2 separate regions of the Mus musculus genome follow, and region 1 is linked to region 2. A link is a contact called in ENCODE Hi-C data. All regions are on one chromosome and are shown on one strand. Each heading gives the region's core, a stretch centred on a gene start or an enhancer-like site at or near the end of the contact. The rest is flanking DNA. Distances are from core to core; before and after follow the strand shown.

What was found. Hi-C counts contacts between places; a loop is a spot of excess contacts on that map.
Region 1: a loop to region 2 is called in a map of left cerebral cortex, with 7 times the contacts of the local background. The contact joins the promoter of Mcmbp here to the promoter of Gtf3c1 in region 2. A Hi-C loop is called at or near these places in 2 of 37 maps with a recorded cell type or tissue (T-helper 17 cell and left cerebral cortex).

What each region holds. Positions count from the first base shown.
Region 1 is chr7:128,738,874-128,742,003 of GRCm38, reverse strand. It overlaps Mcmbp (minichromosome maintenance complex binding protein), which reads left to right and starts at 1,575. Exons shown (of 16, transcript NM_145955.3): 1 at 1,575-1,871. The coding sequence starts at 1,814.
Region 2 is chr7:125,706,125-125,709,440 of GRCm38, reverse strand. It overlaps Gtf3c1 (general transcription factor III C 1), which reads left to right and starts at 1,753. Exons shown (of 37, transcript NM_207239.1): 1 at 1,753-1,984. The coding sequence starts at 1,764. D430042O09Rik (RIKEN cDNA D430042O09 gene) reads right to left here and starts at 1,571. Exons shown (of 28, transcript NM_001081022.2): 1 at 1,493-1,571. The coding sequence starts at 1,499.

The DNA.
Region 1 (3,130 bases), core at 326-2,825, 3.0 Mb before region 2:
CTCGAACTCAGAAATCTGCCTACCTCTGCCTCCCAAGTGCTGGAATTAAAGTTGTGTGCCACCACCGCCTGGCTGAGCTTTCGATCCTTATCAACCCAGAAGCAGAAAGATCTTATATACTGTGTCTACCATGAATCTCTCCTATTTTGACTTCCTGCAGCTTGTTGCCTTTGGGAACTAAGAACTACTTTCTTCTGTCATTTCTCTACAAAGTTATTGTTCTTTGTGGGTGATCACAAACTTAATTTTTCTTTCAAGACAGGGTTTCTTGAAAACCTGTGTATCCCTGGCTGTCCTAGAACACGCTGTGTAGACCAGACTGGCATCAAACTCAGAGATCTTCCTGCTTCTGCCTCCTGAGTGATAGGATTAAAGGCATGGGCCACCACTGTGGAGCTCTTAATTTTTATCTATTTGTTTTTGAGACGGGGTCATATATAGGTAGCTCAGGCTGGCCTCAAATTCAGTGTGTAGCCAAGGCTGGCTATGAACTCCTGACCTTCCTTGACTATATCCCAAGTGCTATGATTTAAGGATACGTTCCCTCCAGGGGACCAACAAAGGCAGAAGGGCAGGTTTGGTTCCCTTTTCCTTCTGAACTACAGAGGTTTCTGGGTTTGGTCATAGCTGTCTCTGTTCATCTGTCGCCATCTCTCTCTGTTTGATCCCTTGCTAGGGCTTGCATGACAGGCAAGTGTTCTGCCACCAAGAAGTTCTTATTCTTCAGCTATATACTTTCTAGATTACATTCAGATCACCACTACCTTTTTACAGCCGAGTAGGTATAGATGATGAAATCAGGGTTTTCTGAGGTATATCCCATTTCTAGGGAAAATGTCTTCTCTATGAAAACTTGACAGTTCCTAAATTCTCTAGGCCCTTCAGGGTCTGCCCTGTAAGAGTGTTCTGATCTGTATGCTGTATAGGAATCTTGTCATAGCTCCCTAGTTGCCAGGTTGGAAGCAGAGATCATTTGGGTGTTTTGAGGTTAGAAGCTAAAGGCTGGGCTAGGAGAGAGTTCTGAGCACTTGCCAGTTCCTTGGCCATATTGAGATGCCCACAAAGGCTACACAACCTCCTTGATTAAATCGTTCAGGAAGAACTCACTGAGCTGGGGGCAAATCTTATACAGGACTTTGGGCAGGGCACCTTAGAAGAGTTCTACCACCAGAAACAAGAGGCACAAGGGGATCAGATGATCAGACACCAAATAGAATTTCAACCTTTAATTTTGCTTAGAGATGACTCTTGAAGTTGGCAGAACGTGCGTCTTTTTGGTCCAGGTGCAAGGACTCAAACTTTGAGCCAATGAAGCACCCTGATGGAGTTTGCCACCAGGCGCGCACACAGGGACCACTATACCAAGCACAGACGCGCTCCTCTGCCCATCTCCAAGATGGCGGCCCCGGGATTGCCCGACCTGTCTCCGTCTCCAAAATGGCCGTCCGCCCCGCCCACTCCCTCCCCTCCGGGAGTGCGCAGCACGCTCCCGCCGCCCCTCCTCCTCGAGCTCCACCCAGGTCGCTGGCAGCGCGGTCGGTGGCCGCGATTTCCCGCCATTGTGAGAAGTGGAGGCTAGGACGGTCTCCCCCCCACCCCTCCGGCCGCTGGCCAGCAGCTCCGAGGCGCTCGTGCCCGTCACCGCAGCCACCTCTCCTTGAGACGCGCGGAGGCCCGTGGCTCGCGACGCCCCCGCGCGTGGGAGGGCGCGGACGAGGAGCGGCCGAGCCCCCGAGAAGCCGGGCTCCGAGCGCGCTCGGCCCGCAGAGGAGCGCCCGCCGCACGGGCCGCGCTGGCCCCGGCCCTCAGCGCCATGCCCTGTGGAGAAGATTGGCTGAGCCACCCGCTCGGGATCGTGCAAGGCTTCTTCGGTGAGTGGCGCGTGGCGAGCAGGGCCGGGAGGGGAGCGGAGTTTGCGGGACCAGGCCCGCCGCGCGGCCGCACTCCGGACGACGGGCCGGGGGAATCACTGCCGAGGGCTCGCGTGGCCCCGGGCCTGGAAGCCGAGCAGAAGCAGCCGTCTCCGGCCGCCGGCGCTGGCGCCGCCGCCGCCTCCCGTCACCTGCCCGCTGCCCGGCCGCGGCTCGCTGGCGGCGGGGCCGCGGCTCCGAGCGCTAGCTGTGATTGACGGCCTGGCTCCGGGCCGGTGGCCTACGTAGCCCGGGTGCTGCAGACACGGAGAGGTCCCCTTGCCCACGGAGGGCCCTTAGAGCGGCCGCGGAGAGAAGCCACTGCCTGTGGGAGCCTGCGGGATATTTCAAAACTTCCGGGGTGTGTAAGGGAGTGCTCGAGCCTTCGCTCAGAAGTTCTCTCTGTTTCCCTTGACATCCGGGAGAATGCTTCTTCTTTTTTTTTTTTTTTTTTTTTTAAATTATTCTTCCTGCCCTGTTGACATTAGAACCCGTCTGCTCTGTTACCTGTTCCCGTACCAGGGCTAGCTAGAAATACTCAACTACTTAGATGAGTTGCCACAGAACGGGAGCCGAGAGTGCTGTAGGCAAGCTGAGTAAATTCTAGGTGTAATTGTCATCGTTGCTTTTTTTGGTTAACCAGACCTCCGATTCCCACGCGCATCCCAGATTTCGGTGCGTTTAATGACTGGCCTGTGCCACCGGTCTCCGTGGAATGTGTTTTCTGTAGTAACGCTCCCACCGGATCGGATTCATTTTACCTAGAATTCTAACTAATCAGGTAGTTTCCCAGGGTGAAACTAAAGCCGGCAGATAGAAGGGCTGGGTAGACATGACGATTATATAGCCAGTGAACACACAGTGTCTTCAACAGGGGCAGGGGTGTGCAAGCCCGCGAAAGAGTAAACCACGGGCTTGGGGTATTATAGCTCAGTAGTAGAATGTGTGCCTGGCCTGATGAATGGTCTGAGTACAGTGCAGGTGGAAAGAGGCAGATTCAAACCTAGCCATCTAGGGTGGTTATCAAAGGGTGTGTGTAAGCTGCTACCTGTGATTCTGTCATTTGGAAGGCAGAGCCCTTCGCTAAGTGCTAGTAATTGAAGTTCAAAATATTGGACCCAACAACTGGCATGTCGAGACTAACAATGATTCCCAAATGTCAAGCCAGGGTTCAGTTCTGTACTGGGTGAAAGTGCAAATGTGTAGATAAATTTTTAGGG
Region 2 (3,316 bases), core at 504-3,003:
ATCACAAAATCAAGAAGGGAAAGAAAGGGAGAGAGGAAATAGAAAGCTATTACTTTTTTTTTTTTTTTTTCCTATTTGGAGGAGGGGTACACACAGCTATCTTCACTTAAAAGATCTAAGTTCAGGAGTAAGAGTTTCCTGTTTCTTGTTTGTTTAGAGACAGGGCCTCCCCAAGTAGCTTAGCTTTGGCTGACCTGGCACTCACTTTGTAGAAGAGGTCATCCTCACAGAGATGTCCTGAGGGCTGGGGAAGAGGCATGCACCACCGCTCTTGGCCTGAGGTTCGTTCTAAGTGAATAAATGTCTTGAAATTTTGCATTTATGTGGCAGCATCACAGATATAATACACACTTATATTGCTTAAAGGTCTTGTAAAGGAAAGGCTTAAAGGAGTCCAAGGACTCCTAGATTTTAAGAACCACTGTTCGACAGCAGGACAGGGCAAACTGATAAAACGCATTTTTTTATAGTGCCTCGAGGACAAAGGACAAAGGCACCCTTTAAGCAGATGTAACACATTCGATGGTAACATGTCTTTCCATGCTACATCCACTGGCTTTCACAGCAATGCAGAAGGAAGGGGCAGTAATGAACTGTGAAGCAGCACAGACCCTTCCAGTCTCCTCAGACATCAGTGTTCCCATCTGAAAAGCTGGATATCAGAACAGCTATTCCCAGGGAGCGCCTGAGTGTCCACAGTGATTCTAACCAGGCTGCCTTTAGCCTTACGACTGACTAACTAACTGGCTATCATAGTTTGAGACTTGCTCCTAAAAACAATCTGCTTCTGTACAGATTGGCAACTGGTTTATCAGTCACAGCCCACCAAACTTGCTCCCGTAGACATGTGCACTGGCAAGCTCTGGAATGGAAGGCTTCTAAAATATTTTTTTTTTTCAGATTTTAAACTCCCATCGTCCAGGAGTCTTACTCATGCTGTCTCTTGATTAGCTATTTGACTTTGGCCAGGCAAAGTGGCCTGCCTTGTCTGAGCCTCAGCTCCCTCGCCTGTAAAATAAGTGACTATCCCAAAGGACTGCTGTGAAACGTTTGCACTTGTCAGTAGCTACAGAAACCCTGGCACCGAACAGTACTCAGTTCACGTGAGTTATCAACAATACCGAAGCACATAAAACTCTTCCCAGCCCTTTCCCTCCACTCCTGATGCCAGGAGCTGACAAACGTACTCCCAAGGGACACGCTTACCGCCAACCAACTTCGACATTCCCATCGCCCATCCCAGGACCCCCGCAATCCTCCTCACGCCTCCCCCGCGCCAATCTCTTCCCCGTCCCCCCTCCCTAAGTCTGAGAGAGGGACTCCTACAAAACCACTCCCAGCCGTGGTCCCCATCCCGCACCGCCAGAACCTTCCCCTCAGGCTGGACACCATCCTGGGCCGGGGTCCCTGTGGCTAGGCGTTCCTCCCTGAGACACCTCCGAGGGATGAGGGACGGCCGCCCAACCTCCCGGCGGGGCCCACGGACACTAACCGTCCATCCCTAGAGGCGGCGGTTCCGGCCTCCCGAACCGGAAGCGGCCCTGACAGTGTTTGCAGTTCCCCTGGTTACTACGGGGTTCCGGACCAATGGAGGAGGAACTCTGATCATTGAGCCCGCCCTCGGGTAGCGTGACGTCACGGCGGAGCGCTGGGACTCCCCATCAGTCCTCCCTAGGCCTCGGATCGCTGTACGCAGGCGCATTGGGCCCTGGCCTCGGCGGCGAGGTGCGCAGGCGCCCCGGGCGCTGCTAACTGAAGCGGCCATGGACGCGCTCGAGTCGTTGTTGGACGAGGTGGCCCTGGAGGGGCTCGACGGCCTGTGCCTGCCCGCGCTGTGGAGCCGCCTGGAATCCCGCTCGCCTGCCTTCCCATTGCCTCTGGAACCCTACACGCAGGAGTTTTTGTGGCGGGCTTTAGCCACGCACCCGGGCATCAGTTTCTACGAGGAGCCGCGAGAGAGACCTGACCTGCAGCTCCAAGACCGGTCAGCCACCAGGGGTGGGGCGAGGGCTGAGAGCCTGGAGCGGGGCAGGATGGTGCGATGCAGAACGGGGACCGTGGGACGTGGGGGATGGGCGCGGGAGGCGAGCAAACCTGAGCTCTGCGCCCTAGCAGGCCGGAGTAGATGAGCTGGGGGATGGGGTATCCGCTGTGACGGAACTGTTTCCCAGTGTGTTAAAGGAGCGAGTCTAAAGAGTTCCTTTAAGTTGGGTGATAGGACGGGAGTAGGAAAGTGGTTAAAAAGTGGGACTAGGTGAGGTCCTTCAGGGACCTTTAGGGAGCGTTCGTTCCGAAAGCTAAGGCAGCTCACTGGAGGTCTGCATAGCCCCGAATAGCAGTGAAAGAGTAGCCGAGGTGGACTGGGCGCTTCCCATAGGTGGGTTCCAAGACCCAGTTCTGGAAGCGACAGAACTCAGTTCCGCGACACTGAGCGAGACACTATTGTCTTTTCATTTTACAGAGGAGGAAACTGACGCCGAGAGGTTAAGGGATTAACCTTAGGTTAAGTACAGGATTCAGGGATTGCTAAATGCACTTTTCCCTTCTCCTATCTGTCCTTCTCCAGGAGCAGAATCCAGCTCCTTGCATGCTCTGCCCTTAGCCTCAGCCCACCCCTTACTCCCCTGTACAAGTTTTTGTTAAGAAAGGGCTGACGAGCTGGTCTTGGTGTTACACGCCTTTAATCCCAGCACTTGCGAGGCAGAGGCAGGCGGATTTCTGAGTTCGAGGCCAAGGCTACACAGAGAAACCCTGTCTCGAAAAACCAAAAAAAAAAAAGAAAAGAGAAAAAAAGAAAAAAAAAAGAAGAAAGAGCTGACAATACAGTTCAGTGTGATTTCATATCATACCCGCTTGCCTCTGCACTCTAGCACTTGGGTTACAGGCATGCCCTACCATGCCCTGCAAGTTGGAACTCTTAAGCTATATTATGAAGGTCAGAGGAGGTTCTAGAGGTAATAATGAACCAGATAAGTTTAGATTTAGGCGGCCACTTGGCAGAGTGCTCTGAACAAGCAACACCAAGTAGAATAGCTTAACGGGAGAGAAGTGAACTGCGTGCGCCTGAAGAGTACGCTTGGAAGCAGGGAGCGTGGAAAGTTTTACAACACCCTGAAGAGGAGGCTCAGGGGGTGAAGTGGGCATCCACTAGGATTCCAGGAAATTTAGGTCCAGGATCTACTCTGCCCTTGACTAAACTGTCTGAGAAAGAACCTGTGATCATCTAGTCCACTTGATGAAGCTGTCCTTTACTATAAAGACAGAGGGAAGTCTCCGGAGGGGGAGTGAGGCTGGTGACAGTGAAGCTGAGAGTCAC